Linked DNA regions of Mus musculus: region 2 is linked to region 1. A link is a loop called in an ENCODE intact Hi-C map of the cell type or tissue named here. Cell type or tissue: left cerebral cortex. All regions are shown on one strand. Links, peaks and the distances in the headings refer to the core of each region. The heading gives the core; the rest is flanking DNA. Region 1 holds the start of Slc25a11 (solute carrier family 25 (mitochondrial carrier oxoglutarate carrier), member 11). Region 2 holds the start of Med11 (mediator complex subunit 11).

What was found. Peaks named below come from ENCODE experiments on the same cell type or tissue, not always from the same donor. Only the 100,000 strongest peaks of a DNase experiment are listed, where the experiment ranks them.
Region 2: a loop joins it to region 1, with 9 times the contacts of the local background. A loop is called at or near these places in 1 of 42 quality-filtered maps.

The regions. Positions count from the first base shown.
Region 1 is chr11:70,641,890-70,657,996 of GRCm38, reverse strand. Gp1ba (glycoprotein 1b, alpha polypeptide) reads right to left here. Exons shown (of 2, transcript NM_010326.3): 2 at 14,011-16,107. Slc25a11 (solute carrier family 25 (mitochondrial carrier oxoglutarate carrier), member 11) reads left to right here and starts at 10,958. Exons shown (of 8, transcript NM_024211.3): 1 at 10,958-11,229; 2 at 11,769-11,921; 3 at 12,007-12,213; 4 at 12,377-12,467; 5 at 12,557-12,647; 6 at 12,728-12,827; 7 at 12,907-12,958; 8 at 13,076-13,978. The coding sequence starts at 11,135. The coding sequence ends at 13,231. It overlaps Rnf167 (ring finger protein 167), which reads right to left and starts at 10,762. Exons shown (of 9, transcript NM_027445.3): 1 at 10,045-10,762; 2 at 9,888-9,968; 3 at 8,651-8,776; 4 at 8,465-8,552; 5 at 8,232-8,322; 6 at 7,980-8,085; 7 at 7,778-7,871; 8 at 7,153-7,233; 9 at 6,576-7,075. The coding sequence starts at 10,128. The coding sequence ends at 6,783. It overlaps Pfn1 (profilin 1), which reads left to right and starts at 3,347. Exons shown (of 3, transcript NM_011072.4): 1 at 3,347-3,648; 2 at 5,018-5,210; 3 at 5,776-6,150. The coding sequence starts at 3,517. The coding sequence ends at 5,873. It also overlaps Eno3. In left cerebral cortex, for the core only: no CTCF peak of the experiment used is centred there; DNase peaks (open chromatin) are centred at 10,110, 10,547 and 10,917; H3K4me3 peaks cover 2,910 bases; H3K27ac peaks cover 1,773 bases.
Region 2 is chr11:70,445,688-70,461,794 of GRCm38, reverse strand. Med11 (mediator complex subunit 11) reads right to left here and starts at 9,877. Exons shown (of 3, transcript NM_025397.3): 1 at 9,732-9,877; 2 at 9,457-9,587; 3 at 8,063-8,693. The coding sequence starts at 9,816. The coding sequence ends at 8,556. Cxcl16 (chemokine (C-X-C motif) ligand 16) reads left to right here and starts at 1,811. Exons shown (of 5, transcript NM_023158.7): 1 at 1,811-2,417; 2 at 2,628-2,766; 3 at 2,968-3,050; 4 at 5,733-6,140; 5 at 6,351-6,606. The coding sequence starts at 2,348. The coding sequence ends at 6,391. Zmynd15 (zinc finger, MYND-type containing 15) reads right to left here and starts at 2,362. Exons shown (of 14, transcript NM_001029929.3): 1 at 1,715-2,362; 2 at 655-1,243; 3 at 1-11. The coding sequence starts at 1,225. In left cerebral cortex, for the core only: a CTCF peak has its summit at 9,527; DNase peaks (open chromatin) are centred at 9,584, 9,871 and 10,697; H3K4me3 peaks cover 1,324 bases; H3K27ac peaks cover 1,058 bases.

The sequences.
Region 1 (16,107 bases), core at 7,644-15,643:
GGTTGAGGGTTTTCTGAGGCAAAACAAGCCTGTGTTACCCTTGGCTGTGTGCAGGTCCACCTCCACCGTGGGGTTGCCCCTGGAGTCCAGGATTTCCCGGGCGAAGATTTTTTGCATGGCCATGGCTGCACCACAGGAGATGTGAGTGAGCAAGAGTGGACAGTTGATCCCTTAAGGAACTAGAAATCCCTTGCCCTTTTAAGAGTCTTCTCCACCCGAAGAAGGCAGGTGCTGGAGCTAAAAATACCCCATAAAAAGGTCACAGACCAAAGAGGAAGGCAGACTGGTCCCTTCCCCCCCACTCAGAACAGCTCTTGTTCCACCCTTCCAATCAAGAGAATCGAGGGTTCATAACTTTATAACTCCCAAGATGACACCACTCCCTGAACACCTCACGGAGCTTACACCTTCTTGCACTTTATGATTAAGTACTCTGCTTGCTACATCTTCCTCCCCCTCAAACCTATCTGGTTCCCATTGTCCCATTCCCAAGTCCTCCTAGACCCCAGGCTCTCTGCCTGGCTCAACTGTATTTTATCTACTTTCCCATTCTTCAGAGCCTTCTTTCCTGTATCTGTCAGTAACCCTCAGTATTTTAATTCTGCTTCCTCCAACCAGACCTCTCTCAAGTACCCTCAGTCCTAGGAAGAAAAAAAAGCCCAAATTCTCCTCACTTTTTCCAAGCCAGCACCACCCCACTCCTGCACACCATGTAACCTTTTACCAAACCTGGAAAGCCTTCCTTGGAACTTTGAGTGGAGTGTCTCCTCTAGGTAGCAGCTGGGACAGTGTCAGTTCACCCCCTCTCAGACTGGGCATTTATCTCCAAGCCACCCTGTCCCCCAGCCAGCCCCGCCTCTCTCATTCCATCCTCCTCCCCTCCACAGGCAGGCAGCCAAGTGCCCACTGCAGCCCGAAGCAAAAGCTCCTGACCTGGGGCCCTGGGGCGTGTACCCCCTTCTCAAAAGCTACTGACTGTCCCTATGCATTCTCTTTCTGTCCCCCAATAAAAGTCTCTACTTTGAGGTTCACTCTTTGGGAAAGCTGGAGAGAGGTTTCTGATGGGAGGGTCTTTCCCCTCAAACTTACATTCCACTCTTGCAAAGGTTAAAGAGGAACCAGTGCCCTTTTAGAAAGGCCAGGGGTAACCTGAGCCCTGCAGGCTGAGGAGGGGGCCTAGGAAGGGGGCTGCAAGACTGACACGTGCTCCACTCACTCGGAGGCAGGCGGTGCAGGCCACACAGTTGGGGGAAGGCATCAGTGATGCTGAGCAAGCTCTGTGGTCTAAAGTCGACACCCCTCGACCAAAGAAGGCCTGCGCTTTCACCTCTCAGGGTCCTCAGAACAGCCATTCCGGCACCACTCCACCCTATCCTCTCTTGGCCAGTGATGAGCGATGAGAGGCCAGGAGACGAATATAGACCAGCACTGAGCGCTGGCCTGGCGCCCGAAAGATACTGCTGGGACAGCATTTATGTTCCTGCGTGAAGCCTAAGTGGTCAGGAGCCCTTTTCCCCACCGACTGTGGGCGCTTCAGCGCTCAATCCTTGCCTATCAAAGAATGGTGTTATATCACGAATGGAAAAAACAAAACAAAACCATGAATGGACGTGAAAAGGGGATGACCCTTTGTAAGCTCTTGGACGCCTGTGGCCACTCTGTCCATCCATTTGCAGCACCGCAGGAAGTGAATCTCTGCACTCGGTAACTCTCTCCGCCTTAGCAGGTCTAGGGGTCTAGGGCTAGTGTGGGGTCTGCTCCGCGTTTTGTGGGAGCCTGGCGGGCCGGCTGGTTTCCCAGGGCGCCTCATCTTTTCACTCGCCGGCGCTGGAGCTGGTGACTCACGCGGCGGCCGGCTCTCGAGCGCTCCTCCCCGTCGGCCCTCCCCACGGGGTCGCCCTCCTTGCCTCCACCCTAGGGTCCCCACCTGTCGTGGCGTCCCTGTCCCGCCCCTCCTCTCTTATCTCCTGCCGCTCCCTGCGGGATTTTTCCACCCCCGGGCAGGAGGCGCGCAGATCAGAGGTCAAGGGATGGCGGGCGCAGGCCGCCACGTGCCCCAGCGCGGCCCCGCCCGTGACTCAGCCACGCGGCTGTCGAAGAACCTCGGCTGGGGGGCGTGGGGAGCCAGAATTTGGGGATGAACGTCAGGGAACCCAACCCGGCTCCAAAAGGCAGCGAACCAAGTACTTCCACTGGGAGAGGCTGCACACCCTGGCGCCCCTCCTCCGAGGGACCGGAAGCGGCCGAGCCCCTCGGAGGCCAGGGTCCCGGGTGACTCCTTTACTCCCTCCAGCCTCAGTGGCCTGCCATTCGCCCCTAGACCTGCTCGGCGGCGAGTGAGCTGACCGCACATAAATACTTAGCAAAAGTTTTTCTGGAAAAGAAGAAAGCCCCAGTGCGTCCAAAGTAGAGGGGACTTTCCTCTTCTTATAAAAGTTGTCATCCTTGGTACTTTAGTATTCTTCCGCCTTGAAAAATGAGTCCCGTCGTGTCACCCGGGTGGCGCCCCTATTCAGTGACCTCTGTAGACAGGGTTCAGGCATGGGGCGAGGCTGAGCTGGAGCGGATCCAGCGAAGGGAATGATTCCTCGGGAATCTAGGGACGCGCTCGAATGAACCCAACGTGTGCGCTGTACATGGCAGACGGTTGGGACAGGTGCCCTGGTTGGAGAGACCTTTAGTACTGAAAATGACTAGAGTATTATATCGATTTCACTTTTGCTCCCTTATCGTTTAGATAAATGTGGAGAAGGCAGCAGGGCCCAACCCGGGGCGTCTGCCCGTCCCGACTGCTGGGGACGCGTCTTCCCTCCTCGGATGGTCCAAATGTGTCCCGCCAGGCGCGCGCTCACGCAGCCAAGCCGCTAGCCCCAACCGCCCCACGCGCTGGCTTCTCACTGCCCCGGCGCAGGCGCGGGCGCACGCGCCGCCGCCCGCCGTTCCTTCCCTCCCGCGGAGGTGGGGGTTGGGGGGTGGAGGAATGATTCGGTTTAACCCTGGGTTCCCCGAACCCACTTCAACTTGCTCAACCTTACTAATTTTCTTTTTTTTTTTTTTTTCTTTTTCTTTCCCTGCTTCCTCTGGCTTCCTCCTTCTATAGCCAAGTGGTATTCAGGATGAATCGGAGCGAGCCCTAACCTTAACCTCTCCTGCCACCACCACTCTATATAGCCTTTGGCGTGGCTTTCCATCGAACTCGGCAAATTTTGCAAAGTGGGGGGAGGGTTTTTTAAAAATTGCATTTGCAAAAGTTCGCTATCTGGCCCGGCGGGGGGGGGGGGAGGATGGAGGGAGGGAATGGGGCGCAGGCCCCGCCCCGCCGCCCTTTGCAAATAAAAATCTAGAGGGGGGGGGGAGGAGCAGGAAGTGGCGGTGCGAGGGCTGCTGCACAGCTAACAGAGCCGCGTTCCGGACGGCAGCGCGTGCCCCGAGCTCTCTGCCTTCCCCCGCCCGCCAGCCCGAGCCCGAGCCCGCGATCCCAGCAACAGCCCGCAGAGCAGCCCCAGCAGCAGCGCCATGGCCGGGTGGAACGCCTACATCGACAGCCTTATGGCGGACGGGACCTGTCAGGACGCGGCCATCGTAGGCTACAAGGACTCGCCCTCCGTCTGGGCCGCCGTCCCCGGGAAGACCTTCGTTAGCATTACGGTACTGCGAGGCTCGTGCGGTCCCGAGCAGTGACCGGCCTTAGACCCTCTGGGGGACTGGGGTGGGGGCGGGCGCAGGCGAGCGAGGGCAGCGGGAGGCCGTGATCCGGTCCTCTCCCATCGGCGGGGCGAATGGCGGCTGCGTGAGACTGGCTCCCTCTGTGGTTCCCCGGGCTCTACGCCCCTCGGCGGCGGCGCCCATCTCGCCCGCCGCCCCGCTTTCTGCGACCGGGCGTTACATCCGGGGCCCAGGGCGGGGAGGGGCGCGGCGGCCGGTGCGGCGGCCCACTTCCGCCTCCTCCAGGGCGGGGCGGGCACGCGCTGCAGTTTTAGCCCGGGATTATGATTGATAAGGGGCTCCGGAGCCTGGACTCCCCTTCGGGCCGAATGCTCGCTCTCCCTCCACCATTGTTCCCCCTGACGCTGATGGGAGCGCCAGGCGCGTGGCCTTGGGCCCGGGCCGGACCTCGGTAGCCACCCTGCCCCTCCCAGCTCCGTTAGAGAGGGCGAGGCCGCCACACACACACACACCCCCCAAGTCGGCACGTTAGCCTCAACATTCCTGGGAGGCCGATTCCGGAAGTCCCCTCGCCCTCCCTTCCCGCCATCCGCCCGGGCCCGGCGTAGGGGAACTTTGTGAGAAGTTCTGAGACGGTAAAAGTGAAGGAATAAGGTTGCTGCTGTCCCTACCACCACCTTCCCTGACCACACTGCCCGGAAGTGGGGAGGGGGAGCGGAAGTTCGAATGGGGGGAGGGGATTTCCGGGCGGGAGGGTACCGGATATAGGGGTTTGGGGGTTTAAGGGGGAGAAGGAGAAAGGTTCTCTGGGATGTCTAGACTCACACACAGACTAGTCTCCTGCCCTAATAAACTTTTTGAACTTAATTAGAGAGCCCCCGGGGTCAGCTTCCTTATCTTGGGGCATAGCTACCTGGACCCAAACTCCAGGTTACCCGGAGACCCAGGCGTCCGGGCTCCTAACAACGCCTGCAGAACCTTTGACCAAATAAGGACAAAGTTACTTCTCCTCCCTTCCTACCCCCTCCCTTCCCCTCTTTGCTTCTGCTTTTCCTGAAGGGCTGTTCTGAGCATCCAAAGGCTCCCCCTCGATCATTGATCGATTTCTGGTACCCAGCATTTGCTTTCCCTATTAAGCATGAACATCTAAGACTTCAGAGGAATACTTTTTCCTCCTTGACCCATTTACCAGACTTTAGGACCATGATCGGTCTCTGCAATACCCACAGTACTGGGTTTTCCCCCCAACTTTTGGTGGTGTGGATGAAGCACCCTCAACTCCAGCTCCACAGTACATAAGAGGACAAGTTATGCAGGTGCACTAACTTAATGAGGTGATTAATTCTTTTAGCCAGCTGAGGTTGGTGTCCTGGTAGGCAAAGACCGGTCAAGTTTTTTCGTCAATGGGCTGACACTTGGGGGCCAGAAATGTTCTGTGATCCGGGACTCACTGCTGCAAGACGGGGAATTTACAATGGATCTTCGTACCAAGAGCACCGGAGGAGCCCCCACCTTCAATGTCACTGTCACCATGACTGCCAAGAGTGAGTTTGACTGATTCTCTAGCTTTGAAATCCTTTTGTTAGTCACTTTATGTGTCCTCAGTGTCAAGGCTGCATAACAGTATTTACTCTGCTGGTTATGGGAACCGTGGATGGTCCTTTGGGTTCTGACTCTGGCTCCCCAGCTTGTAAAGAAACTAAAACTTATATTACCTCTTAAGTCCCTTCTTGCTTTGAGCTTTTTTGAGATTAGTTTGCTTAGGGCAGTTGGGATCTTAAGTCAGCATTTGGCTCTAATCTCCAGTTCTGTAAAGACTTGAGAGGTAGGAAGCGCATCACAGCCGTTCCTAGCCACCTACAGCCTGGAAGTTTAGGACCTCTAAATTTTGCCTTTTTCTTTACTACTCTTAAAGCTCTTTTTTTTTTTTCCTTCTTTGAAAAGCTCTATTGTTTTAGGATGACTGACAGCCTGCCTGTGTATAAGGGGGGGAGGGCTGGTTAGGAGGGCTGAGGTTAGGTTACAACCCCCGGGGCCAGACAGCTGCTGAACAGCTGGCAGGGTTGAATTGTGACACCTGGGTCCTAGCTTCCTTTTTCTTTCCTCCAGCGCTAGTCCTGCTGATGGGCAAAGAAGGTGTCCACGGTGGTTTGATCAACAAGAAATGTTATGAAATGGCCTCTCACCTGCGGCGTTCCCAGTACTGACCTCATCTGTCCCTTCCCCCCACCGTTCCCTTTGGCTTTTGCACCCCCTTCTTTCCATACACACACATACCATTATTTTTTGGGCCATTACCCCATTTCCCTTATTGCTGCCAAAACCACATGGGCTGGGGGCTGGGGCTGGATGGACAGACACCTCCCCCTACCCATACCCCCTCCTGTGTGTGTTTGGAAAATTTTTGTTTTTGGGTTTCATTTTTTGTTTTTTGGTCTTTTTTTTTTTTTTTTTTTTCTGAATAAAAAAAGATTCTACTAACAAGGACCTGTGTTGGTTTGCACTTGGCATTAGTTGGGAGACAAGCACAGTGACCCACCTCAATTAGGTACCTGCTTCTTGGCTGTGTCCAGAATGAACTCTTATTTCCAGTCTTATTTCCTTTTCTAAGCCCCAAGGACTAAACTAAGTAGGCATTCTTCTGTGTACTTAGTCATGTGACCTAGGCCCCTCTATAGTGGTATTTCCATTTTCAGGTCCAGTTGAATTAGTATGTAATGGAACATAGCCATCCAGACCAGAGAATGGGTCCAAGCCTGCGGGTGAGGCAGGGCCACTTGAGTCATCCTGTGTAGGTGGGGCTCCCCTCCCTGAGTCATAGCAAATGCAGCTAGGGCTCTCCCCGACAAGTTCATCCTATGAGGTGATTATTTTTCCAGAATTTCACCTGTGTAAAGATGATCTTAACCTTTTTTTTTCATCCACAAAAAAAAACCAATTTTATTAATCCAAGAAATGAAAACCATGTCCCTATGGCTTCTAGCCCCCTCAAAAGGATGAGGCTGGGTTCATGAACCTGGGGTAGAATGTCCCCTATCCCTCACCCTCAGCTTATTAGACTGGAAAAAGAGTTTGTGCAAATAGGACGGTCACCAGAGGTACCAAGTATGGGGGTGTCAGGCCAGGGCAGCAGATGAAGGAGGTGAGGGATCTGTGGAGGGCCCAGGGAAGACCAGGGGAGCAGGGGCTAGGGATCCAAAGGAGGTGGGAAGAGTAGGGCTAGAGCCCAGGAGTGGGGTCCATTCTGAAGCAGGTTGGTCCCTTGGCTCCCCTTCATCGCCTTCCTCTTGCTCTTGAGTTTCTTCTTCCTGCTCCTCATCGCCAGGACCCCGATGTACAGGCTGTTTGCAGATGGGGCAGGTCTTGCGGGTCTGAGTGAGCCAGGGGTCCACACAGCGACTGTGATAAGCTGTGGAGTGGTTTATATGAAAGGCTGGTCTCTGCAGGTTGGGCAGGAACACAGACACAGGCACATGTGGGCCTTACCATGAGCACAGGGAAGTACTCGAAGCTTGTCCCCATCCTCATATTCATCCAGACAGATGGCACAGACGTCATATTCATCTCCTGGGAAAGGAAAGGATTCACTCAACTATTGGCAGTCACGCCCAAGAAAACTCACTGTACAAGTCTTATTGCCCCGTTTTCTACCAAGCCAGTGCAAACTTAGGGCACCACATAAAATCTTGGGGCTAGAGGGGACAAGCAGAGATAAGGGAAGTGAGTTGGGGGGGGGTAGGAGGGGAAAGCAGAACTGGGAGGGGCGAGGCGTTTGCTATAGCCTTATATGGTACTGGAGGCTCCAAGTCTAGATAACCCAACCCCTCACCTGCTTGCTTTGAGTTCTTCTGGCTCTTACACCTCTTACACCCCACACACAAAGTCAAGTTTCCTTTGTTCATCTCTGCTTTCCAGCGCCTGCTCTACCCTACCTCCTTTGCTTGTGGTTGGTTGGTCATCTTTTTTTTTTTTTTTTTTTTTTTTTTTTTTTTTTAACCAAGCAAAGGTGGCACCTTTCCGGTTCTTTTTTGAACCCTTTATCTACTCACTGGGTTCAAAAATCCTTCAAGATGAGGCCAGCTAGGAGAAAGGCCCCTTCTCCTGCCCTTACCTTTCTGATAGTCATGGGTAGGAATCTGTTTCAGTTGCTCTTTGGTAAGTCGGTTCCGCTGAAGCCGTTTCCGGTGCTGGATGCAACGAACTATCTAGGGATAAGGAAGAGTGGACCAGGCTTAAAAAATGATTGGAAAATGCAATAAACCCTCCCCTCTACCGATCCAGTCTGGCATCGTAAGTTCTCCTCAGCTACTTACCAATACTGTTCCCATGGCCAAAACCAGTAATCCTACAATCCCAGTGAAAGGAATGAGGTAATAGCCCAAGGGGAAGCTGTTGTCTGGAACCAGAAGCACCCGAGCCCTGAGGAGAGAGAGACACAACCTCAAGCCAGGTAAAATAGGGTTACTGGCTTGGGACAAGGCATAATGAGGAGAAAGTCAAGGCAGCCGAGGAAGAGCCTGAGCCTGAGTGGATTGAGAAGAACTGGAAGAAAGCATGCGTCCTACCCCTTCTCGTAGACAAAAAGGGCTCGTAGGTACTCTGCGCTTCTCTCTCCAATAAATACAGATGGGATCCAGATCTGCTGTTGGATTTCCTCTGTAAGGAGCAGGATATTAGGGATTTAGCCTTCTGTTCCTCAATTCCCTGAAACTGGCTTTTGGCACTTTTTGCAGATCTCAACCAATTGCCCTCCCACTCAACTCCACGGTGCACCCAGTAGTGCAGGCTTCTTCCTTACCGCTGTTCCACACCATGTTCAGCAGTTCATTGGAATTCACATTGTGCACCACAGCTGCACCATACCCAGCCTTCTGAGCATTTAGGACCTAAGGAGGCCAAGCGGGAGGGATAGAGCTGTAACCCTTGCCCTTCATTCCTGGTGTCATGTACCCTGCTTACCACCTCCCATTCCCCATTCAGCAACCTTGAGGTCAAAGTTGCAGTCGAATCTTCGAAGCAGTGCAATAAAGACTGACCCATTGACCGGGGCTGAGGGTGGTGGGGCAATAGGACCGCAGGCATTTTCTGGGTGGGCCTCCACAAGGAACCCCTGAGGGATAAAGGCAAACATTTTCATCTTTAGTTCTGTCTTCCACAGGACCTACCACACATAACACTATATACTACCTGCATTCTGCAGCTCTATCATTGCTCATTCTGGAGGTCTGAGCATCCCACCCAACACTGAATCTACAACTCAGACATGGTGATACATGCATTTAATCCCAGCACTTGAGACTACTGTGAGTTGGGGACAGCCAGAGTTCCAGAGTCCAGTCTCAAAAAAAAGAAAAAAGAAAAGGGATCTCTCAGCTTTCTTGAAGATGCAGTTACAGTAAACTACATCCCTTACCAGAGGCTCCCTTAACTTCTCAAGCGTAGTTTAGTTCTGCTTTTAAGTTTCCCACCGATAGTGGTTCACCTTGCTACTCATTCATGGCATTTTCAACAAGTTTCATTTTCCAATTAGCCATCTTACAACTCTACTGCTAACTGTGGCCGAATGAATTCTTGCTATGTGGCATGAACTTTGTAGTGAACTACTACAGACATGCTTATCACACTGGCACGATAGCCCTAGGTTAATTTCTATTTCTCATTTGACTCAGAACCCATAAAAAGCTGTCCATGGCCATCTATACAAACAGTAAGTTGCTCCAGAGACTGCTGATAAGCACCTGCTTTTTATCTTAGCCCACTCTCAGACTCCCTCTTAAACTTGGGAGTTCTAGGGGTTGTAGATGGTTCAGTGCTTAAGCGCACTGGCTGTTCTTCCAGAGAACCGGAGTTCAGTTCCTAGCATCCATGTAGCAGCTCACAACTGACTGTAACTCCAGTTCCAGGGGATCTGACACTCTCACACCTATGCATATAAAATAAAAAATGTTAAGTTCTAGAGGTGGGCACTATCTATTATCTCTGGATTCTGGACTCTGCGCGCTGGACATGATCATGCACTTAGGTTTTTCTGGATTGGGGACACTTTTTTTTTTTTGCTGGAGATTCAACCTAGAATCTCACTCATACTAGAAAAAGCACCCTATCATTGAACTATCCGCAGTCCACTGCATTCCGCTGCTAACTCCACTACTTCCTACCTCCTGAGCACGGCCACTTCGCCCCTACCCAGGATCCATATAGGGAAATGGGGAAAACATCACCTGCAGTCCCTCGTCGCTCAGAGTGGCCCCAAACAGAGCTGGAAGGTCTGCAAAGTCCATGCTGGCATTGTGCTCCGAAGTCTGCAGACGGAACACTACGTGTTTCAGTCTGAACCCCATTCTCAGCACCCTGTCCCCGTCCGACCCTCAGACTCACCGCTCGAATCAGCCCTCGGACAGGGGCTGCTCCCCACAGTACAGTAGCCACGACAACAGGAAGCGGGAAGGCCGCAGGGTGCATGGCAGCGGGAGGGGTAAAGCTGCGAAGGTCGCGTTCTGATCGCAGGAGCAGAAGCCGAGTCCTGCGCCCTCCTCTGCCTCTCCTTCAGGATCCCAGGGGTCCAACCACCCCTAGGTCCCACTTCTCAGCTACATGGGGGCGTCGGGGAAGGAACTCCGATTCAGGGAGTGAGCTATCAAACCAGCTTAGCGGAGCTGGTAGGGGAGACAATGTATCTTTCTCTAGTACAGAAATAGGACAGAATAGGAGCGAAGGCAAACAGGTAACAACAACAACAAAAAAACTTCCGGAAGGGTAGGAGAAACCTCAAAGAGGTGGGACTTCCGGCCAGGTAGACTGTCTTCCTATGCCCCTGGAAAAGGGTTTCCGGTAAGAAAGGCCAATTCCAGTATTGGACGCTCAGGACGGAGGACTTCCGGTCCCGAGAGGCCGGTTGAAAGAAATGTTTGACATGTAGAAGGAGCCTGCGGAGATGGAGGGAGCTTCGATGCTCAGGAGACGATCTAGTTTTTTTCCCTCAGTCCCTGAGATCCTGGAGCTGCCCTGTTTACAAACCTCTCCTTCGTCTGGCCGCCACGGTACGTTCAAAGTATCGCGAGAGTGCTTGCCACCACCCTCCCTCCACCCCCCCACCCCCTTTCGCCGCTGAAATATATCGCGAGAGGCCTCATAGCCCGAACTCGGCTGATTCACTTGCTCTCGCGAGGTTTTCAAACAAGCTTTTTTTTTTTTTTTTTCCCCGCGATTCCAATTCCGGAGGGGCGGGAATTTAGGGTAGCTTCCTAAATCGGCCACGCCCCTTCATCGTGCATCTTAGCCCCGCCTTATTCCCCGGCTGCCTTTGCGCTCCGAGCCTGCGCCCGCCCCAGCTTCCAGCTGGAGCCAGATTTGCCTGTCGGAGGGGCGTGCGCGCGCGCGCCCTCACCCTGTTGCGCGCTGGTGTCACCTTGGGCGCGAGCGGGGCTGTACGTGCACGGGACCCAAAGCCGAGGGCCATCAAGGGGCGATGGCGGCGACGGCGAGTCCTGGGGCTGGCCGGATGGACGGGAAACCCCGTACCTCCCCTAAGTCTGTCAAGTTCCTGTTTGGGGGCCTGGCTGGGTAAGCTCAGGCCCCAGTGATGGGGGAAAAGGAGGAAGGGACGGGAGCAAGCACCTGGGCCCAGTGTAACTTGGGGTGTGTTGCAGTAAATTGAGCCGGTGCAGGGTCCCTGATGGGTTGCCAGGATCTATTCATCCTTTGCAGGGACCCAACTGTGCTGCATTCAAGGATCTTTACCCTGTGTTTCCACCACCTTTGCTTCGTTGTGCCTGTTTGGGTGGTGGGTATAGGTCATTAAAGGCTTTGTTATAGGACTGCTTGGAGTCTTAGGATGGGGACGCCCTCTCCACCTTTCTTTAGATCGCCTGTAGTCCTAATTCTGCTTGAACCCTAAAGAACTGCCTGAGGCTTTTTGATTTGCATGCCCCTTACTGGGCAACTGGACTCTTTTGCTGGCACGTTGCCCTTGATGCACACACTTAACACACATGCCCACCAGCCTCCTGAATCCTTAGTGGCCCTGACCTTTGTAACTTCTTGCCAGGTTGCAGTAGAGCTGGAACCACTGACCTCTGATTCCCTTTCCTGCCTCACTTCAGGATGGGTGCTACAGTCTTTGTGCAGCCCCTGGACCTGGTGAAGAACCGGATGCAGTTGAGTGGTGAAGGGGCCAAGACTCGAGAGTACAAAACCAGTTTCCATGCCCTCACCAGCATCCTGAAGACAGAAGGCCTGAAGGGCATTTACACTGGGTACTGTGGCCTCAAGTTGGGGAGGGAAGTTGTTGGTTGGCAGGTCCAGACCTTGGCCTGATGTGCTGACATTTCTACTCTTCAGGCTGTCAGCTGGTCTACTGCGCCAGGCCACCTACACCACTACTCGCCTTGGAATATATACTGTGTTGTTTGAGCGCCTGACTGGGGCTGATGGTACACCCCCTGGCTTTCTTCTGAAAGCCCTGATTGGCATGACTGCAGGTGCAACTGGTGCATTTGTGGGAACGCCAGCTGAGGTGGCTCTCATCAGGATGACTGCTGATGGTCGGTGAGTTCCGTTTCTGAGCTTAACTCCAGCCCCATTCCTGGACTCTAGGATGGTGTTGTTAGTCTATATCTACATCAGGGCACTTACCTATTCAGGCTTCCCTTTCTTTGTTCCATGGACCCTGGTCTGTCCTGATCTTGGCCTTTCCCTGCCTTTCCCCCAGGCTTCCAGCTGACCAGCGCCGTGGCTACAAAAATGTGTTTAATGCCCTAGTTAGGATTGCCAGGGAAGAAGGAGTCCCCACACTGTGGCGGGTGAGTGCGAGGGTTGGAGTCTTGGGCCATGCTGGGTTAGATCTCTGGCACTTTTGACTGTCTCCATTGCCTCCACCCTCCACCTCCAGGGCTGCATCCCTACCATGGCTCGAGCTGTCGTTGTCAATGCCGCCCAGCTTGCCTCTTACTCTCAATCTAAGCAGTTCTTGCTGGACTCAGGTGAGAGACCCAGAGCTGAGAACTTGAGCCTGGCCTGAGCTACCTGAGAGTTGACTACCACCTTTTGCTTCACCTCCCAGGCTACTTCTCTGACAATATTCTCTGCCACTTCTGCGCCAGCATGATCAGTGGCCTCGTTACCACTGCTGCTTCCATGCCTGTGGACATCGTCAAAACTAGGTGAGTCTGCAGCCTGGGACTGGAGAACTTGGGGAGGCCCCCCTTTCTGGTTTTCATGTTCATACTGACTCTCTTTCAGGATCCAGAATATGCGGATGATTGATGGGAAGCCAGAATACAAGAATGGGCTGGTGAGGAGGGGGGGGAAGGGGTGCCCTGGGAGGGATGCGAAGGGAGCTAGGGACAGGGGACAGAGCCTGGACCAGGACCAGGGCCTAGCCCCAGCACTTGCCTGCCTGTCTGTCTAGGATGTGCTGCTGAAAGTCGTCCGCTATGAGGGTTTCTTCAGCCTGTGGAAGGGCTTCACACCATACTATGCCCGACTGGGCCCCCACACTGTCCTCACCTTCATCTTCTTGGAACAGATGAACAAGGCCTACAAGCGTCTCTTCCTCAGTGGCTGATCTGGCATGGTCCCAGGACTAGTGTGCCAGGCTTCCAAGCCATCCACTGCTATTACAGTCGCTATGCCCTGGAGGACCTGGATTCTGCTACCCTGGGCTATTCTATTTATTTTCCCTCTCCAGTGTGGTTTTCTCCTTTGCGGTAAAGAACTTAGTCTGTTCTCCCCCTACTCCAGCCTGCCTGCTGTGCTTGCCTGATGCTTAGAATCACTTTGCCCCTGGCTCTTCCTGAGGAGACCTAAGACACACACCAAGGATTTCTAGTCTCCTCTTGGGTGTTAGATTCAGGGCACACCAGACAGCAGATCCCTCTCTCTGGGGAATCCAAGGCAGAGCTGAGGAGACAGGAGAAAGCAGAAGCTGTCAAGATGACAAAGGGTCTATGGTGGAAGATGTGGCCTTCCTCCTCCCTGAGGACTTAATAAATTGGATTGAAATACCAACCCCAAATCTGGATAGTCTTAAGGATCATAGGGGGAGGTAGCTGCACAAAGAAGCTTATATCTCTGGAAAACAAACTGGAGTTTTAACAAAATAATTAAAGAAAGTCACCTACTGGTTTTATGAAAATGCTGTGTAAAGTCGTAACTCAACAGCTGACAGAAAAGAAGAAGAAGCAGCAGCGCTGGGCAGTGGTGGCTCAGGCCTTTAATCCCAGCACTCGGGAGGCAGAGACAGGCAGATTTCTGAGTTCGAGGCCATCTTGGCTATACAGAGAAACCCTGTGTCAAAAAACCAAAAAAAAAAAAAAAAAAAAAAACCAACAACAAAGAAGAAGAAGAAAAAACTGGGCCTTGTGCATACTTGCAAGCCATTTGTCCCAAAATGTGGCTGACTCACAAATTATATCACAGTTGTCAGGAAAAGCCTCTGGGATCTGCCTTTTCAGCATCAAGAGGGAAGGGACAACAAGTCTAAATTGAAGCAGGGCATAGTGGTGCTTGCTGTTTATCCCAGCACCCAGGAGGCAGATTTCTGAGTTCAAGACCAGCCTAGTCTACAAAGTGAATTCCAGGACAGCCAGGGTCACAGAGAGAAACCCTGTCTTGAAAGACCAAAGCAACAACAAAAACCCCCTGGACTTCTATGGGCTAGAGCCACAGTGGTTGAGTGAGAGGTTCAGAGCTCTTGGGGGATATAACGGAGTCAAACCCAAGGATTGAGGCAAAAAGAATATTGATCAGAAACTGGGTTGGCTAGAGAAAGTGATTATTTTTTTCATCCATTTTGTTTGTTTTTTGAGACAGAGTTTCTCTGTGTAGCCCTAGCTGTCCTGGAACTCACTCTGTAGACCAGGCTCGCCTCGAACTAAGAAATCCACCTGCCTTTGCTTCCCAAGTGCTGGGATTAAAGGCGTGCACCACTGCCCGGCTTTTCATCCATTTTTTTAAGAAGTATGATTCCCAGGCTCTCAAGGATCCTACAGACTTGTTGGCATATAAAGGGCTATGGAAAGGTCAAACCAGGAGACGTGCTAGGCAGCCTGAGGGCTGTATGCCAGGTCAGACAACAGGCAGGCAGCAGGTGCGAGCTGTCCCTTTGGCAAAGCCTTAACAAAAAAGATGGTAGTGCAACATCCTGGTGCCTCTGCCGCTACTTTCCTTAATCCTTCCATGCGCAGCATGCCCTAGGCCACCCTAGGTAGCCACCTGGAGACATTTGGAGCCTGCACCTTTACTTAAGGAGTTTAAAGTCCAGCAAGAAGATGCAAGAACATTTGGAAATGGCTATAGCAGTGGACTGCATCTTGCCCAACTTAGGAGAAAGATTTGTTCATGGTAGTAGTGAGGTAGACTGAGAAGGAGGCAGAACTCTTAGCTAAAGTGAGGATGGGCTCAGAAGAAGACTACTGCTGGCACAGGTGACCCATGAGACATTTCAGGTATGAGGTACCATGAGAGATGAAGGTGAACACCATGAGAGATGAAGCTGGACACTAGTGTCACATGCCAGGTCCAGGTCAGCAACAAGATGAGGACCACAGAGGCAAATAAGAGCCAGAGGAGACCAAGGACATAGAAGCCCAGGGGGAGAAAACAGCAGTCAGAATTGAGAAAAGGACTGCTTTCAGAAGGTGAAGTCCATGAAGAAAAGTCTGATGGCTAACCTCTAAGATTTGTCTTCTACTTGGAAGAGTTAATGGCAGGAAAGAGATTGAGTCAGGTTCACCGGAAGATCTAGAACCATCTGGAGAAGGGCATTCCATAGACCCCGGAAAGTGCAACCTTCCTTCCCTTATCTGGCCCCCAATCCCCGAATTAAACTAAAATGAGGTGTGGAAGAAAGCCTCACTGGGAGAATCGATGAAATTTTGGGAGAGAGAAAGATGCCATTACATCCAGCTTTGAAAACAGGAGACTCAAACCCAACAGGCTGCCACACCCTTTGCCAGTCCCACTGACGTGGCCAGCAAGGAGAGTTGTGTTCTAAAGACTACACATGTGAGGAGCATAGCCGCCTCTCCTGCAGCCAGGCAGCTTTAGCTCTAGAGCCTTTTCTATTCTAGACTTGATACTGAGGTAGCCTGACGGGAAGCCAAGCTCTGCAGGAGATGAATCACTAAGGTGGAGGTGTCCTACCTGCCACCCTCAGCTACAGCTACAAGTTTGTTGGGTATTTGGGATCAGGATGGTAGCAGTTGGGACTTTGGGAATTCTTGTAACAGGTGCTTCAGCCGCTCTCATTTCCCCCCAAAAGCTACATTTTATTTTTAAAAATATTTTTATTATACAAATGATAACATTGGTAGAAAACCAGAAAGTGTTAAACAGGGAAAAAATACTCATGATATTTAGGGATAGTGCTCCCATCCTGGCTAATGGCTTTCCAAGTTTTCTTCCAAGTATGAATGAGCGGGAGCCATGCTCCATTTCTGT
Region 2 (16,107 bases), core at 4,887-12,886, 190 kb after region 1:
GGCAGCCTCTGCTGAAAGATGGAAGATTTGGGGGAGAGAGCAGGGGCCAGAGAGTCACAGTCAAATACAGCAAATTTAGGTGCCTAAAGAGGGCAGGTAAGTGACCTCAATGAGTAGAAGGGACAAGATAAAAGAGGCATTCCCTATGGAATGTGGGCAGCTGCTATGCAGGGCCAGAATGTAAGAAATATAGGAACCTTATCAAAACCTGACCTTTTCTTTAGACTTATTTTTATTTTACCTGTTTGGGTATTTTCTCCACCTGTACGCCTGTATGCCTCATGCATGTAGTGCCTGTAGAGGCCAGAAGAGGGTGTTGGATCCCCTTGGGAATGGAGTTACAGAAGGTGGTTAGCACCATGTGGGCGCCGGGAATTGAACCTGGATCCTCTGGAAGAGTTAGTGAGTGCTCTTAACCTGTGAGCCATCTCTCCAGCCCTAGCACCTGGATATTATCCTTAAGATGCAAGGCTTCTGGACTTTCATTCCTTACAAGTGCTTGGATGTTGATTCAAATTACAGAACAAAAACACACTGTGGTAGATGAAAACAACTTCTGGCATCAGATTTGCATGAAGGTTACCAGCTCATGCCTCCTCTTTGGGTCTTGAGTGACATGGTAGGACTCAGGGTGGGGCCGTCCTGGGCTCTTACCATTCTTCTGTCCTTTCCTCTTTTCAGGAGCCCTCTCATCCTCTGGTCGCTCCTCTCTGCTGCCTTCTTCTCGGCTTGCCTCCTGCTGGGTCACCTCTGACTCTGGAGCAGGCTTTGCTTCTTGGGGGAATCTCTTGCTTGGAGGGGCTGGCTCCCCACCCTCCTGTGGTTCCACCTTCTCCATGCCTGGCCTCTCTCCATGCTCCTCATCTTCCTCCTCCTCCTCCCCTTCTTCCCCATCCTCTAGGCTGACAAAACTGACATAAGGACTCAGGTCTCTCAGGTGAAGTGGAGGCTCATCTCCCAGGAGCCGGGAAGCCCCTAGGCCTGGCCCAGGACCTGGCTCGGCACCTTGCCCCAGGCTGATGCCCACACTGCGGTTTGGTAAGACATGGAGCACCCAAAGGGCAGGATCCTGAGGCAGCCTCCTTATCTGTGACTCCAGTTGACGCCATCGGCCCTCAAGGCTGGTCCCCATGGTCCCCCTCTCTGCCACAAACTTGCGGAACCAGCCAAAGAGAAGAGCAGCAAAATCGAGGAACTCGTCTCGGTATCCAGACACAAACTCCATGTCTTTAGATACTCAGGGCTTGGACCCAGACCGAGCAGAAAGGGATATGTGATAATCGTGAGGATCAGGGTAGTGGTGAGGCTTTGGGCTGGGTCGCAAAAGGGAGAAGGGTGTGGGTTTGAGGTAAGATTTACAGAGGAATATTTGGAGCCGAGACTAGGATTTGCAGGGATGAGAATGGAGGAAGGCTAGATTGGAAAGTGGATGTTTAGGGTTAAAGGGGGAGTACTCAGGAATGAAATTGTACCTGGGGCACAAAACTCAATGATTCAAATCCTAAAGTGAGATTTGAATTAAGGGAAGACACGAGGTAAGGCTAATCCTATGGAGATAGGCTTGCTTAGAAGAGGAAATTTGGGGGTCTGTTGGTCTGAGTAAGTACTGAGGCATCTCTTGGGTCTGGATCAGTTTGGTGCGAACCCCACCCCCTTTCCGGCCGCTCCTCTCCTCCGGTACCTACAGCCGCCACCACTTTTCGAAGGTAAATACCTCGTGCTGGAGGACCGTCGTGACGTCAGGCAGTATCAGGCCAGGGCGTGGGCATTCCTACAGGTCTGGTGACTTGTTTGACTGCTTCACCTTGGCCATGTGACTGGATCCTACTGAGACCCAGCGGTCCAGGGAAGTGAAAGCATCTTGGAGCCAGAGGAAGGATCTAGAGGGTCACCCACTTTACAAACCAGCAGACAGACAGATGACTTCTCAAGAGGGCTGAAATCCCCGAACCCAACCGAGTCATTCTTCGGGAACCACAGCTTGCTCACTCGGATTCCTCTGGTTCTACAGCCCAAATTTTCTTTCGGTTTTGTCGGATAGTCTTGGCTGACCCTACGGCTGGCCGGCCGGAGACTGGAGCTCCGCCTTCGGGGCAGGGGTGTGTGTGTCCCCCGACTGGGAGCTGGGCGCAAAGCGGGCTCCCCGGTACCGACCAGACGGTCGGTTCCGGACAGCGCGCGCCGGGGGACAGAAGGCGCCACCACCTCGCGCCCCCTCCCCTCCTGAGCTTGGCACGGATCAGCGCCTTCGCAAAACATCAGTCAGGGTGAAGAAGAGAAAGCTTTAGAGAATTGGCTGGATGTCGGCTAGGTGACCTCGTCCCAACAAGCTCCGCAGAAGCCGGAGATGAGGCGGGGCTTTGGACCCTTGTCTCTTGCGTTCTTCCTTTTCTTGTTGGCGCTGCTGACCCTGCCAGGTTAGTCGGGGGTGGGGGTGGGGGTGGGACGCGGGACTGGGGCCCCTGAAGGAAACTGCGGAGGGGCACTAAGTCCATCCGCGGGATTAAGAACGCAGCCCAGAGCTATCCAGGGCTGCAGCGGTGACTAGGGAAAGTCTGTCTGAGATTAGACTGGGACAAGGGCAGATTCCTCAGTCTGAGAACCCAGGCTGATTCCTTTTCCATTAGGCGATGGCAACCAGGGCAGTGTCGCTGGAAGTTGTTCTTGTGATCGTACCATTTCTTCTGGCACCCAGATACCGCAGGGTACTTTGGATCACATCCGAAAATACCTGAAAGCATTTCATCGTTGTCCATTCTTTATCAGGTACTGTCTCTTTTCCCCCCAGGGCAGGTGTGGGACCATCGATCTGAACACCCAGTCCAAGTCCCGGAGCCTAATTCCTTTCTAGTTTTACTTATCTGGGGATTTCCAGCTGTAGTGGGGCTCACCTTCTTGTGACTTCACACCTTTGGAATGAGGAAAGGTAGGGAAGGGAAGGAGTGGACTACATTGATCCTTTTGCAGGTTCCAGTTGCAGTCCAAAAGCGTGTGTGGGGGAAGCCAAGACCAGTGGGTCCGTGAACTAGTGGACTGCTTTGAGCGCAAAGGTGAGAGCCTTTTCTGTCCTCCAGTGGGCCATCAGGGTGCAGGCTGCCACCTTACAATGCCCTTTGCCTCTGCCACATAGCACTTTCTTCGTTAGAACCTTTTAACTTTCACTGAAGTTCTGTCACTTCAGTCTGTGTTTTCCCAATATCATTTACTGTCATCTTCCTGGATTTGGCCAATTTGTTCTACCACAAATGCTATGACTTAATATTTTCTTTCTTTTTTTTTTTTTTAAAAGATTTGTTGATTTATTTATTATATGTAAGTACACTGTAGCTGTCCTCAGACACTCCAGAAGAGGGCACCAGATCTCATTACGGATGGTTGTGAGCCACCATGTGGTTGCCGGGAATTGAACTCAGGACCTTCGGAAGAGCAGTCAGTGCTCTTAACCGCTGAGCCATCTCTCCAGCCCCCGACTTAATATTTTCTTGAAGTCACTATTTTAATATAAACTATACTCAAGATTGGTCAAGCTAAGTGTGTACACTGCCCCTGAGTGAGCTCCCCGGGTTTTTTTTGACATTTTTAGACAGGGTCTGGTTAAGTTGACTGGGATGGTCTTGAACTTGCTATCTTCTTGTCTCAACCTCTCTAGTAGCTGGGATTATAGGACTCTGCAACAGGCTTGACTTTCACTGCTGTGTTGTCACTGAAATCACTTGAAGGTACTATTTTCATTTTCTAATACTTCATGATGAAAATAAACATGTTTAAGTTGAAAGAATTCAACCACACACCTTTAACCCTAACATTCTGGGAGGCAGAAGCAGGTGGATCTTGGTGAATCTGAGGCCAGCCTGGTCTACAACATGAGTTTCAGGATAGCCAGGTCTATGTACGAAGACCCTACCTCAAAAACAAAACAAAAAGTTGAAAAAAATTCTACAATGGGCAGCTTCTATGCACATCATCTAGATTTTGTAATACTTGATTTACAGTTTTTGTTTTGTTGTTGTTTTGGGGTTTTGTGGGGGGATCCTCCCCAGCCCTAGGCAGGGTTTCTTTGTTTAAGTCTTGGCTGTCCTGGAACTCACTTTGGAGACCAGGGTGGTCTCAAACTCACAAAGATCTGAATGCCGCTGGCTCCCGAGTGCTGGGGATTAACGGTGTACATTCCCTCCTGTTGGCTCTTGAGTTCAATATTTATTGATCTTTTTTCTTTCAAGGTAAACAAACAAATACTTAATGAAATGAATAAATCCTAAGGATACATAAGCCAGTTTTTAAACAACTTATCAGCATTCCTTCAGCTACACCTCTCATGTAGAGATTGTATTTTTTTTTAAGAATTACTTATTTTATGTATATGTGTACACTGTAGCTATCTACAGACACACCAGAAGAGGGCATCCAATGCTCATTACAGATGGTTGTGAGCCACCATGTGGTTGCTGGGAATTGAAATCAGGATCTCTGGAAGAGCAGTCAGTGATCTTAACCGCTAAGCCATCTCTCCAGCTCTGTATTTTTCTTCTGAAAGAAAATACATGTGTAGGGTGTGGTGACGCCGTGCCTTTAGTCCCAGCACTCACGAGGCAGAGGCAGATAATTTCTATAAATTGGAGGCCAACCTGGTCTCCAGAGCTAGTTCTGGGATTGCCAGGCTACACAAAGAAACCCTGTCTCAAAACAACAACAAAACCCCAGAAATGTTCCTCATTAGTTTATAATGAGGTATCAACGGTACCCCACTCACTGCCTTTCAGGCTACAGAGACAATGTAGACATTGTTTTCTTCAACTCTCTCAGATACCCTGGGCCTTTTACTCTGAAGAAAGTCCCAGAAGGCTGTAGATGAGGGTAAGATACATCTAGAGTCCCATGCAGGATAGCACACCTGCTTGCTCTTGTGCCTGCATCTGATGGTTTGTGAACTTCCTCATCCCTGTCTGTCCCTCTGCCACTTGCTTCCTCCCCTGCCCTGCCCCAACTGCAGGGGCCTCACTTCATACATGCTAGGCAAGAACTCGGCCACTGGGCTGTATACACGGCTGTTCAACTGTCCCCTGAATGCTACCCATGCCCTTCCCTCTGCTGGGGTCATAACATAATTCCCAAATAGAGAATTTTAGCAGTTGAGAGACCCAGCAAAGCAAATCACTCGGACTTTCCTCCACCTTTCTCTGGGACAGCCGACCATACAGGAATTCTATGACATCACCTGAAACCGGGACATAATAAAATCTTTCATGCAATAGCAGTCCTGGCTAGGACAAGGAGGCCAGAAAGAATCTGACAAAGCCACACTGGTCCCCCTTCCTGCTTTACTGTGGAGTGGAGTTGGGGGACTGGAGATTTAATCCATGCCACATCTCAATGTTGTCCCTTGTTCATTACCACACTAAGGAGAACCCTTTATGTCCAGTCATATTCCTATACCACTGTCCTAATCTAGTCTAAGCACACTATAACTCTCCCTGTACTTTATTCTGAAGGTTCCTGTGTCCCATAAAACTTTGAATTTGTTGTGCTTTTCTCTTGTTAATCTGCCTTTTTTCCCTTAGGGGTGGAGGGGTGGTGGGGTGTGTGCCTGTGTGTGTGTCTGTGTGTGTGTGTGGAGAGAGAGAGAGAGAGAGAGAGAGAGAGAGAGAGAGAGAGAGAGAGAGAGAGAGAGAGCGCCATACCTTGAAGATACTTCTACAGCCATTCTAGTAACTGATCTTTTGTTTTCTCTCCAGAGTGTGGAACTGGTCATGGGAAGAGTTTTCACCACCAAAAACATTTGCCTCAAGCCAGTACCCAGACCCCTGAGGCCGCAGAGGGGACACCTTCGGACACGAGCACCCCTGCACATAGTCAGAGCACTCAGCACTCCACTCTTCCATCAGGAGCACTGTCCTTAAACAAAGAGCACACCCAACCCTGGGAGATGACCACTCTCCCTTCAGGCTATGGTCTGGAAGCTAGGCCTGAGGCTGAGGCAAATGAGAAACAGCAAGATGACAGACAGCAAGAAGCACCAGGAGCTGGAGCTAGCACACCAGCTTGGGTACCGGTGCTGTCCCTCCTGGCCATTGTCTTCTTCCTCACTGCAGCCATGGCCTATGTGCTGTGCAACAGGAGAGCGACACAGCAGAACTCTGCAGGTAACCAGGACTCTTAACCCTCACTTCCACCAACCTAGAGCCTTCCTGGGAGGCTGTCAGCTCTGTGGTTTGTGAGGGAGGAATCAGCCAGAATGGACTAGGCCTTAATGTTAATTAACGTCTAGGAATGTGATTCCCCAATTCAGCTCCTGTCTTGCCTTGAGTCTCCTTCAATCAGAGATCATCTCCCAATGTCTTTACCCTTTCCAGGTTTGCAGCTCTGGTACACTCCTGTTGAACCAAGACCCTAGCGCCTACAGCAAGAGTGGAAGCTCATGAGAGATGGATGATGACATGGGAGAGGTGGTAGGGCAGCAGGCTCGTCTCCATCAGTGAATGGAACCTGAGCTCACTGTTTCTCATGCTGTCTTGAGACAAAGTATCCATATGGAACCTAGGTTAGCTTTGACCTGCTGACCCTTTGCCTCTACCTCCTAGATTCTGCGATTAAAGACATATGCTACCACATCTGCCCCCATTGACATTCATAAAAAAGGTATGGATTTCCAGGGTTTTGTTGTTTAGCTAAGATGTTATTTAGTCCAAGCCAGCCTCAAATTCTCTATGTATATGACTACGTATCCCTAGGTCTCCTGCCTTCCCTATGTATATGACTACGTATCCCTAGGTCTCCAGCCTTCCCTATGTATATGACTACGTATCCCTAGGTCTCCAGCCTTCCCTGTGTATATGACTACGTATCCCTAGGTCTCCTGCCTTCCCTGTGTATATGACTACGTATCCCTAGGTCTCCTGCCTTCCCTATGTATATGACTACGTATCCCTAGGTCTCCAGCCTTCCCTATGTATATGACTACATATCCCTAGGTCTCCAGCCTTCCCTATGTATATGACTACGTATCCCTAGGTCTCCAGCCTTCCCTGTGTATATGACTACGTATCCCTAGGTCTCCAGCCTTCCCTGTGTATATGACTACGTATCCCTAGGTCTCCAGCCTTCCCTGTGTATATGACTATGTATCCCCAGGTCTCCAGCCTTCCCTGTGTATATGACTACGTATCCCTAGGTCTCCTGCCTCCACTTTCTATAGTGCTAGGATTACAGTCGCTGAATACTTTTTTTTTTTTTTTTTAAGACAGGGTTTCACTATTCAGCCCTGACAGTCCTAAAACTCAGAAGATCTGCCTGCCTCTGCAGTGTTGGGATTAAAGGACTGCTCTTGGGGAACACTCTTTACAACTAATAATATATGAATAGCCCCTCTGCCCTTAGCCTTCCCCCACGTCTAATAAAATGTAACACTCAAATACGTGGTTCAAAAGTGCAGTCCCAAGGTACAGTGCCTGCTTAGCATGTGTAAAGTTCTAGGTTCAACCCTCCCACTACCAGATCAATTTTAAAAAGTGTCTGCTTTTTGCATAGTGTAACAATAAACTGGACAAATTCTGTTTTTAACTGTAATACTAAAGATTACTTTTAGACCAATTGGCTGAGGGCTGGAGAGATAAGTCAACAGGTTTCAGATATTGTTCAAGACTCTAAAGGACTCACATGGTGGCCCACAACCATCCGCAACTCCGGTTCCTGGGGACTTGACAACCCCCTCTGACCTCCACAGACACCATTTATATACGTGGTACACATATACATACAATAACAAAACCATTGTTCATACACATAAAATAAATCTTGGCAAATGTTTTTTTAGAATTAGTGACTTCTGCAGACTCTGGGTCTTTGTCCCTTCAGAACTGCTGATGGTGCCCCCTGGCCATAAGTCTCTCTTGAGACTCCATCAGCTGTTCTCCAACCCCACACTGAAGCCTGGGCTTTCTCACTCCCCTCCTCACAGCCGCCACGCTGATGCTATATAGACTGGGCTGATGCTGTGTAGACAGGACTCGAGTCCTCAGTCTCTTGGAGCCTCATACATATGAGAGAGAGAGCGAGAGAGAGACTCTTAGCTTTATAAAAAAATACAGCTTTTATTATTAAAACACTTAGTTCCTGTTTTGTTTCTTCCAATGAGGAACATAACTTCCCCTTTTGAAGGAGGGTCCCTCTATGTACTTAGCCCAGGTTGGTCTCAAACTACAGCAATCTTCCCACCTCTACTTCCCAAGTACCGGGCCTACAGGTGTGAGCCACTGTGTGTGCTTATAAGAACACATTTATTTTTATTGGGCCAAGTCTTCTGAAACTCCAGGGCAGGGTGCACATGAGGAAGTGGGTTGGGAGTTGACCTCTGACCTCTGTCTGATCTTGCATAGTGGAAAACAGGGCCGTCTTGCTGGAAGAGTCAGAAGAGATGTGTGTACACTGGGGCTTTGGATTCTTCAGTTCTCCTTTCTGCCTTGTGGTCCTCGTCTGCCCTGACCAGTAGGGCACGTGTATGATGCACTGCTCCCCATCCTACGGTCTCTGGTGCAGGGCACACTCTGGATCATCCGAACTCAGTTCTCCAGCATCTGCTCACAGGTTCTCGCCACATCACTAATCTTGAGGCGGGCGTAGTCTACTCGCTTTAGAGCCATTTGACAGTCCTTCCTGGAAGAGTAGCTGGAGCCCTCATGCGGCTGCCCTGTGGCCACCTACAAGTCAGATCAATCAATGGGGTACTGCCTCTCTTTACCACCCACAACCGGGCAGTATTATTTCTCTGGTCTCACATCTTTCCCAAGTTTGATCTACATTAGTTGACTGGTAACTCAGTGTTCTAAGGCAACAACAACAACAACAAAAAAAAAAAAAAAAGAAAAAGCTTAACCACTGTGTGAACCTCATCTATGAAATAGGGACCACAGCGAATACTTCCTAGAGTTTTAGGATATGCCCAGCACACCACAGATGTCAGTAAACAGTAGCAGCTGGAGTAAAGACTCTGGAAGCCTCTTAGCGATGTCTGTCTTCTTAGTCCCCAAGCAAATATGGCCTCACAAGTTTCTGGGAACAACGTTCGGTAGCTTCAGTATTTATTTATTTATTTATTTTTATTTATTTATTTCAGTACCTGGGCCTCTTTATGGTAGGTAAGTGCTCTAACACAGAGCTCCAACTCTCTTTCTGACCTACTGGGTCTGAATTGCCCAGACAAGTTTTGAACTTGTGATCTTCCAGCCTCAGGCACTTAAGTAGCTCAGAATACCGGCCTGTGCCAGCTGGTATGCCTAGGGTATTGTTTATACACCCTAGACATTTTTAATCCTTTCCTTTTAGAGGACTAAACCAGCCCTGAAATGAAAGTACCTATCGCGTAAGAGGCAGTCTTACCTAGCTAAAGCTCAGGGAATCCCCAAGGCTAGGGCGTTGGTTCAGAGCTGGGGTCCCCGCCCAGCACCTTCTAGACACACCCACCTGAGTGAGGTAGCGGATTTGAGCGGATAGCTCTGCCTCCACGTGCTGCACAGAAGTGGTGAAGGCTGCCGCCTGCCGGTCGAGGAGCCGCTCGTTAGTCTTTTCCTTGGACAGTTCCAGGATCGCCGTTCCTGCCAGGGCGGGGAGAGGGCGATGTCAGACCCAGGCTTCAGACTCAGCCCCGCCCTAAGGCTAGCATTCAGGTCCCGCCCCAACTGCACGCAGAGTCCCGGGCTGGTCTTCACCCCTTGCCGTCTGCCCCTCGCTTCCCGAACCTGCGTTCTGGAGGATGGCGCCGATTTCACGCTCGATATCCTCCAGGGCGCGCAGCCGCTCGTTCGCCAGACTGTAGGTAGCCATCGTTCCAGTGGAAAGCCCCACAGGCCGTCTTTTGCGAGGTGTGGCGCCACAGCCCGGAAATGCCTGTTAATGTGCGCCTGCGCAGAGGCCACTGCAGCGAACACTACAATTCCCAGGATGCTCAGCGCGGCCTCGCCCTTCCGAGTCTACCTGGTCTAGTCTGACTGCCAGGGCGCTAATGCCAGGCCAGACAGGGGTGGAAAGAGGCGGTTATTGACTTGTTTTCTGACAGGATCTCAGTTTAGACCAAGTTGGCCTGGAACTCATAGAGATCCTCTGGTGTAATAGGTCTGTCAAAAATGAAGATAGTTTAAAGAGATACTTGTATCTCTTCAGTCTTGACTATCAGAACTTGTCTTCCAGAAAGAGATTTTACACAGTTCTAACAACTTGTCAGACCACTTTACAGGATGAGACTGAAGCCCAGATAATGAATAGTCAGTGATGGGTGTGACCACACACCTTGACTGAGGGTGGGGGTGCGGGTGGGGGTGGGGTACTTAGATGTGCACAACCTTGCTCTATTTAAACTTTGATGTTGCGTTAGCACCCTGAAGACTGACTTGAGGGGGCTTGCCGGATCTCTTTGTCACTCTTCCCAATGTGGCCACATTGGATACGTCTCCTTTTTTAACTTTCCATTTTTAATTGGCTTATTAAAGAAGGGTGGCCAGACATGACTTGGGCACTAGTCTTCCCCTCACCCCCTTCCCCACAAATTGAGTATCACTGCCTCTGCCTCCCTAAATACTGGGATTAAAGATATGAGCCACCACTGAAACAGCCCTGTGGCCCAAAGCCACTCAGACCTCTCTGATTTAGTTAACTGTCTGACTTACTGAATTTATAAGAATTTATTATTAAGCATTGGCCCTGGGCCAGGTGATGACAGTGGGAGTTCAAGTGGGTTCCTCCATACTGGGTAGTCATGGGCTCTTTGGTGGCCAACCTCTCCCAAGGAAAGCATGACATTCTCCGTGCCTAAGGCTTCTTCCTGATCCTGAGCCCAGCTCATTCTCATGTCCTGGTTCCTTCCCTCGACCTTTCTGTCTTTGATTATCAATTAGGTGTGCTAGGCTCTATGGATATAGAGATAAATGAAATGTTCTCTCACTCAATGGTGTTTGTTAGCTTATTTTATTTTATTTGGTTTTTTTGAGACAAGGTTTCTCTTTGTAGCCCTGGTTGTCTTGGAACTTGCTCTGTAGGTCAGGCTGTCCTCGAACTCACCAAGATCCGCCTGCCTCTGTCTCCTGAGTACTGGGATTAAAGGTGTGCATCACCACTGCCCACCAAGATTTATTTATTTAATTTGGTGAGTAAGGGTATTTTGTATCTGTATGTGTGTCTGTGAGTGATGTGCATGCATTGCTCATGGAGGTTAGAGAGGACATTGGATTGTTTAGAACTGGAGCTGTAGGCAGTTTTGAGGTACTGTGTGGTTGCTGGGAATTGAACAGGTTCCTCTGAAAGGGCAGCCATTGCTCTTAACCACTGAGCCATCTCTCCAGCCCTGGAAGTGGTTCTTGAACTGAATTCTAAAGGGCTGTTGTGATGGATGAAAGGTTGTTGTGGAAAAGGGAGCTAGTATTCTCTAAGAGATGGGGCTGTGAAGGAGCCTGGTATGGTTGAGGTCCAGTGAGGAGTTCTGTGTATGTGGAGTGAATGGAATGTGATTGGTGCTCAGGGCTGACATGAAGCTGGAACAGGAAGTTCAGGGAAGCTCAGAAGCTAAGTAATTGAAATTCATTCTAGGATGCTAGAAGAAGGGCTTGAGATGTTAAGAGCACTGGCTGCTCTTGCAGAAGACCTGAATTCAGCCCCCAGCATTACGTCAGCTGGCTCACAACTACTTATATCTCCAGCTCCAAGAAATCAGATATCAAGCTTATCTGGCACCAAGGGGAGGGGAAGCCTTTGGTCCTGTGAAGGCTCGATGCCCCAGTGTAGAGAATGCTAGGGCAGTGAGGCAGGAGTGGGTGGGCGGGTGGGGGAGCTCCCTCATAGAAGTAGGGTAAGGGGGAATGGGGTAGGGGGAAGGGGATAACATTTGAAATGTAAACAAATAAAATATCCAATTAAAATAAATAAGTAAATAAATAAGAAATCAGATGTCCTCTTTTGTCTTACACGCAGATGCCTGCACACATGTGACACAGACACACACAAGTGAAAGGGCGGAGGGTGGATTAGGGAGTAGTGGGTGTGAATATGCTCAAAATACATATTGTACAACATTCGCAAAGAATTAATTTTAAAAATCGGGGGAGAGAGGTAGGGGGAGGCTGGAGAGATGGCTCAGTGGTTAAGAGCACTGACTACTCTTCCAGAGGCCCTGAGTTCAAATCCCAGCAACCACATGGTGGCTTACAACCATATGAAAAGGGATCTGATGCCCTTTTCTGGTGTGTCTGAAGTCAGCTACAGTGTACTCATGTGTATATAAAATAAAATTTTTAAAAAATGGGGGGGGGGAGGGGATGGGTTTCTCTGTGTATCCCTGTCTGTCCTGGAATTTACTCTGCAGACTAGGCTGGCTTTGAACTCACAGAGATTTGCTTCTGCCTTTCAAGTGCTAGGATCAAAAGGTGTTCACCACCATTGCCTGTCTCAAATAATTAAAGTATTTTATTTTATTTTATTTTATTTTGGTTTTTCAAGACAGGGTTTCTCTGTGTGTAACCCTGGCTGTCCTGGAACTCACTCTGTAGACCAGGCTGGCCTCGAACTCAGAAATTCGCCTGTCTCTGCCTCCCAAGTGCTGGGATTAAAGGCATGCACCACCACACCCTGTTCAAAGTATTTCTTAAAATGAAAGAAATTCTGAAGGGATTTTGGGACCTTTGAAGAAAGTGTGTCATAACCAGATGTATTTTTTTTTTAAGAGTACTCTTAAGATTTACATCAAGCCAGGCAGTGGTGGCGCATGCCTTTAATCCCAGCACTCAGGAGGCAGAGGCAGGCAGATTTCTGAGTTTAAGGCCAGCCTGGTCTACAGAGTGAGTTCCAGGACAGCCGGGGCTACACAGAGAAACCCTGTCTAGAAAAACAACAACAACAAAAAGATTTACATCAAGAGTAAAAATACTGCTGGTTGTGCTGGTGCACATCTGTGATTCTAGTGCTCTAGAGGCAGAAGCAGGTTGATCTCTGTGAGACTGAGGTCAGCCTGTTCTCCATGTGAAGTTCTGGAACAGACAGGGCTACATGGTAAGTCAGACTTTACAGCAAGTTCAAAGTCAGCCTGAGTTGAGACCTTGTCTTGAAGGAAATGAGTAAGACTGAGGAGACGGCTCACTTGGTCAAGCACTTGCTAGGCAAGCCAGAGGGGATCTGTGTTTGAGTTGCCAGCACCAATGGAGAAGCTATGCACATGGAACAGTTAATCAATTCTTTTCACTTCAGGCTCCCCTGGAGTCAGACATCTTCCTGCCTCGGCCTCTTGAGTCCTGGGATTGCACCCCCACACCTAGCTACCACTTCACTTTTGGATATGACCAGACAGAAGAGGATTTCTAGATATTTGAAGGACTTTCTAACATGAAAGCAATAAACACAGAGGAAAAACAAATTCCATAGGCCTCAGAGATTTTTGTTTTTAAATGTATGATTGATTAGTTGAGACTGTGGCATATTCCTGTGGTCAGAGCTAACTTGAAAGACTGGGCAGGGTAGGAGGATCACTTGAGTTCAGGAGTTTGTGGGCAGCCTGGATAACATAGCAAGAATGCCCCAGTTTATTCTATTTTATTTATCTTCTGAGACAGGGCCTTGGTATGTCACCTATGCTCCCTGTCTCTTCTTACAAACAAACAAACAAACAGGATTGAATCCAGAAAAAAATGCATTTGGAAAATCAGATCATGAGGGAAGATATGAAAAGTCCATTATGAGATGAAAGAGAAATGAGAAAATCTTCCTGCAGGTAAAGTAAAGGAAAGAGATGTGTGTAGCCGTGGGTGTGCTGGTCCACGGTGTGCTGGTCCACGCGCTAATCCCAACACTGGCGAATTTGAGCACTAGCCCACTGCAGGTCAGCCAGAGCTACAGAGTGAGACCCTGCCTCAAAAAGAAACAAAACCAAACCAAACACACACACACACACACACACACGCACACGCACACGCACACACACACCACAGAGAAAGAGAGAGAGAGAGAAAGACAGAGACAGGCAGAGACAGAGACAAGCAGAAACAGGCAGAGAGAGGAGACAGACAGAGAGGAGAAAGAGGAGAGAGAGAGAGAGAGAGAGAGAGAGAGAGAGAGAGAGAGATGGAATAAATGAATGTAGCCAAGAAAAGGCCATTGAGAAGCAGCCCAGGAGGCTTAGATTCTAGATGATCTCACAGGAAGTGAGAAGAAGGAACTTGTACCTCTGAGATGTGAGAGCCCATTAAAGGCCCCAGATAGCTGAGGAGGAAACCAGACACACAAATAGAGGACCAGGCTCAACCAAAAGGCACTTAGGGAAGCTTCCAGAAAAAGGAAACTGTAGGCAATGGCTGGGCAATTAGAATGGCATGGCGCCTCTTAAAAGGAAAGAAAAAAAAAAAAGAAAGAAAGAAAGAAAGAAGGAAATGAAAGAAAAGAGAGGAAACAAGCAGAAATAAACAAAACAAAAATTTCAGAAAAACAGCGACCACCGCCAGCCACTTCATTCCCTGCAGCAAGAATAAGCCTTCCATGTTTGAGGGAGAACTGATTCAGAATTCCACACCCCAGCTGCGTTGGGGTGAAGACTAAAACACAAAGACTCTGTTTTTCTCAATGAATGTTTAAATTTATTTTCTCATGGAACTGTTAGGCACAGGCAGTTAGTTCCAAGTACTCCATAGGTCAAGGCTTGGGCTGTGGTTGCCCTTTAAGGTCTTGCCTGGGTGAGCCTGTAGTCCTGGATGCCAGCCCTCCTTGGACTCATTAGAGACACAGTCTTAGCACTGGCCCCACACCAACTGAACCCCCACTGTGTTTAAAGATCCCCAGGTGGCTTGTATGGACAGTAGAGTGTGAGAAACCCTGCTGGGGGCGCTGTGTGCACACCCTGAGACCCTGAGTTTCCCCTGCTCTGGGCTAGGGCTGCAGGGAAAGAGGAAGAGGAAATGCAGTGGATGGGGAACTATGTGAGGGGTCTGGCTGGGAAGTGACTCATTTGAGTGATCGAAGGAAACTTAGCCATATGCTCTTCCCCACCTCTGGAAAACGCAGGCCTTTCCTAAGTGGCCAGCTATCACATCACCTCAGAATAGATCTTAGGGTTATCTAGGGATTCACAAAGCTGAACTCTCACTTAGGAAGATGGAATAAAGACACGTTGGTCTGCAGAAGCCATCAGATTTCCCCAGTAAGAGGCCCAGGCCCAGGTCATCCATGAAAGGTGACAGGGAACCCCAGTGCAGTAGGAAGATTCTGAAATATATCTTCAAGGACGTGAAAGGGATGGATGCCTTTTGTTTAGAAAGAACTGGAATGTAGACTCATGGAAGAGAGTATAGGGTGAATTTGTGATAAATTGGAGAATAAGCATATTTCGAATGACCATTAAGCAGGGAAAACAAAGCTGTATAAAAAGACGTGATTGGGAAAGACCACAGATCCTCTCTGAACCTTAACAGAGGCATAATTCAATAGCCGACATTGATCTGAGCCCAACTGATACAGTCCTCTGGGGAACGGGCTGGGGGCAGGGTGAATAGCATTTTGTGATGACCAGGAAGGACAAAGAGACTCAACCTTCACCTTCTGGTAGGTTTGTCCAGACTGTGGCCTGTATCTATACATTTATCTTCAAATGTGGCCTACAAAACCATAAACTTACTTAAACCAAACCATTATGAAGTTTTTAAAAAGTCTTGGGCGCCCCTCCTCCCCCCCTTTTCCTCCTCCTCCTTCTCTCTCTCTCTCTGCAATTTTTATTTTGCAACTCGATTTTGCAGTTACAGTACAGTCTAGTCTGAGCATGAACTTTGTAGTTGACGGCACTGTGTCATGGCATCGGCTAGGTGATGCTGAAGGCAGAAGTCAAGAAGGAACAAAACGCCAGGCAGTGGTGGCGTACGCCTTTAATCCCAGCACTCGGGAGGCAGAGAGAGGCGGATTTCTGAGTTTGAGGCCAGCCTGGTCTACAAAGTGAGTTCCAGGACAGCCAGGCAGCCAGGGCTACACAGAGAAACCCTGTCTCGAAAAACCACCAAAAAAAAAAAAAAAAAAAAAAAAAAAAAGGAACAAAACTAGTCTGTTCCGAGATACGGATGGGGTGAGTGGGTTGTAAATGCCTTCAAGAAACATTTG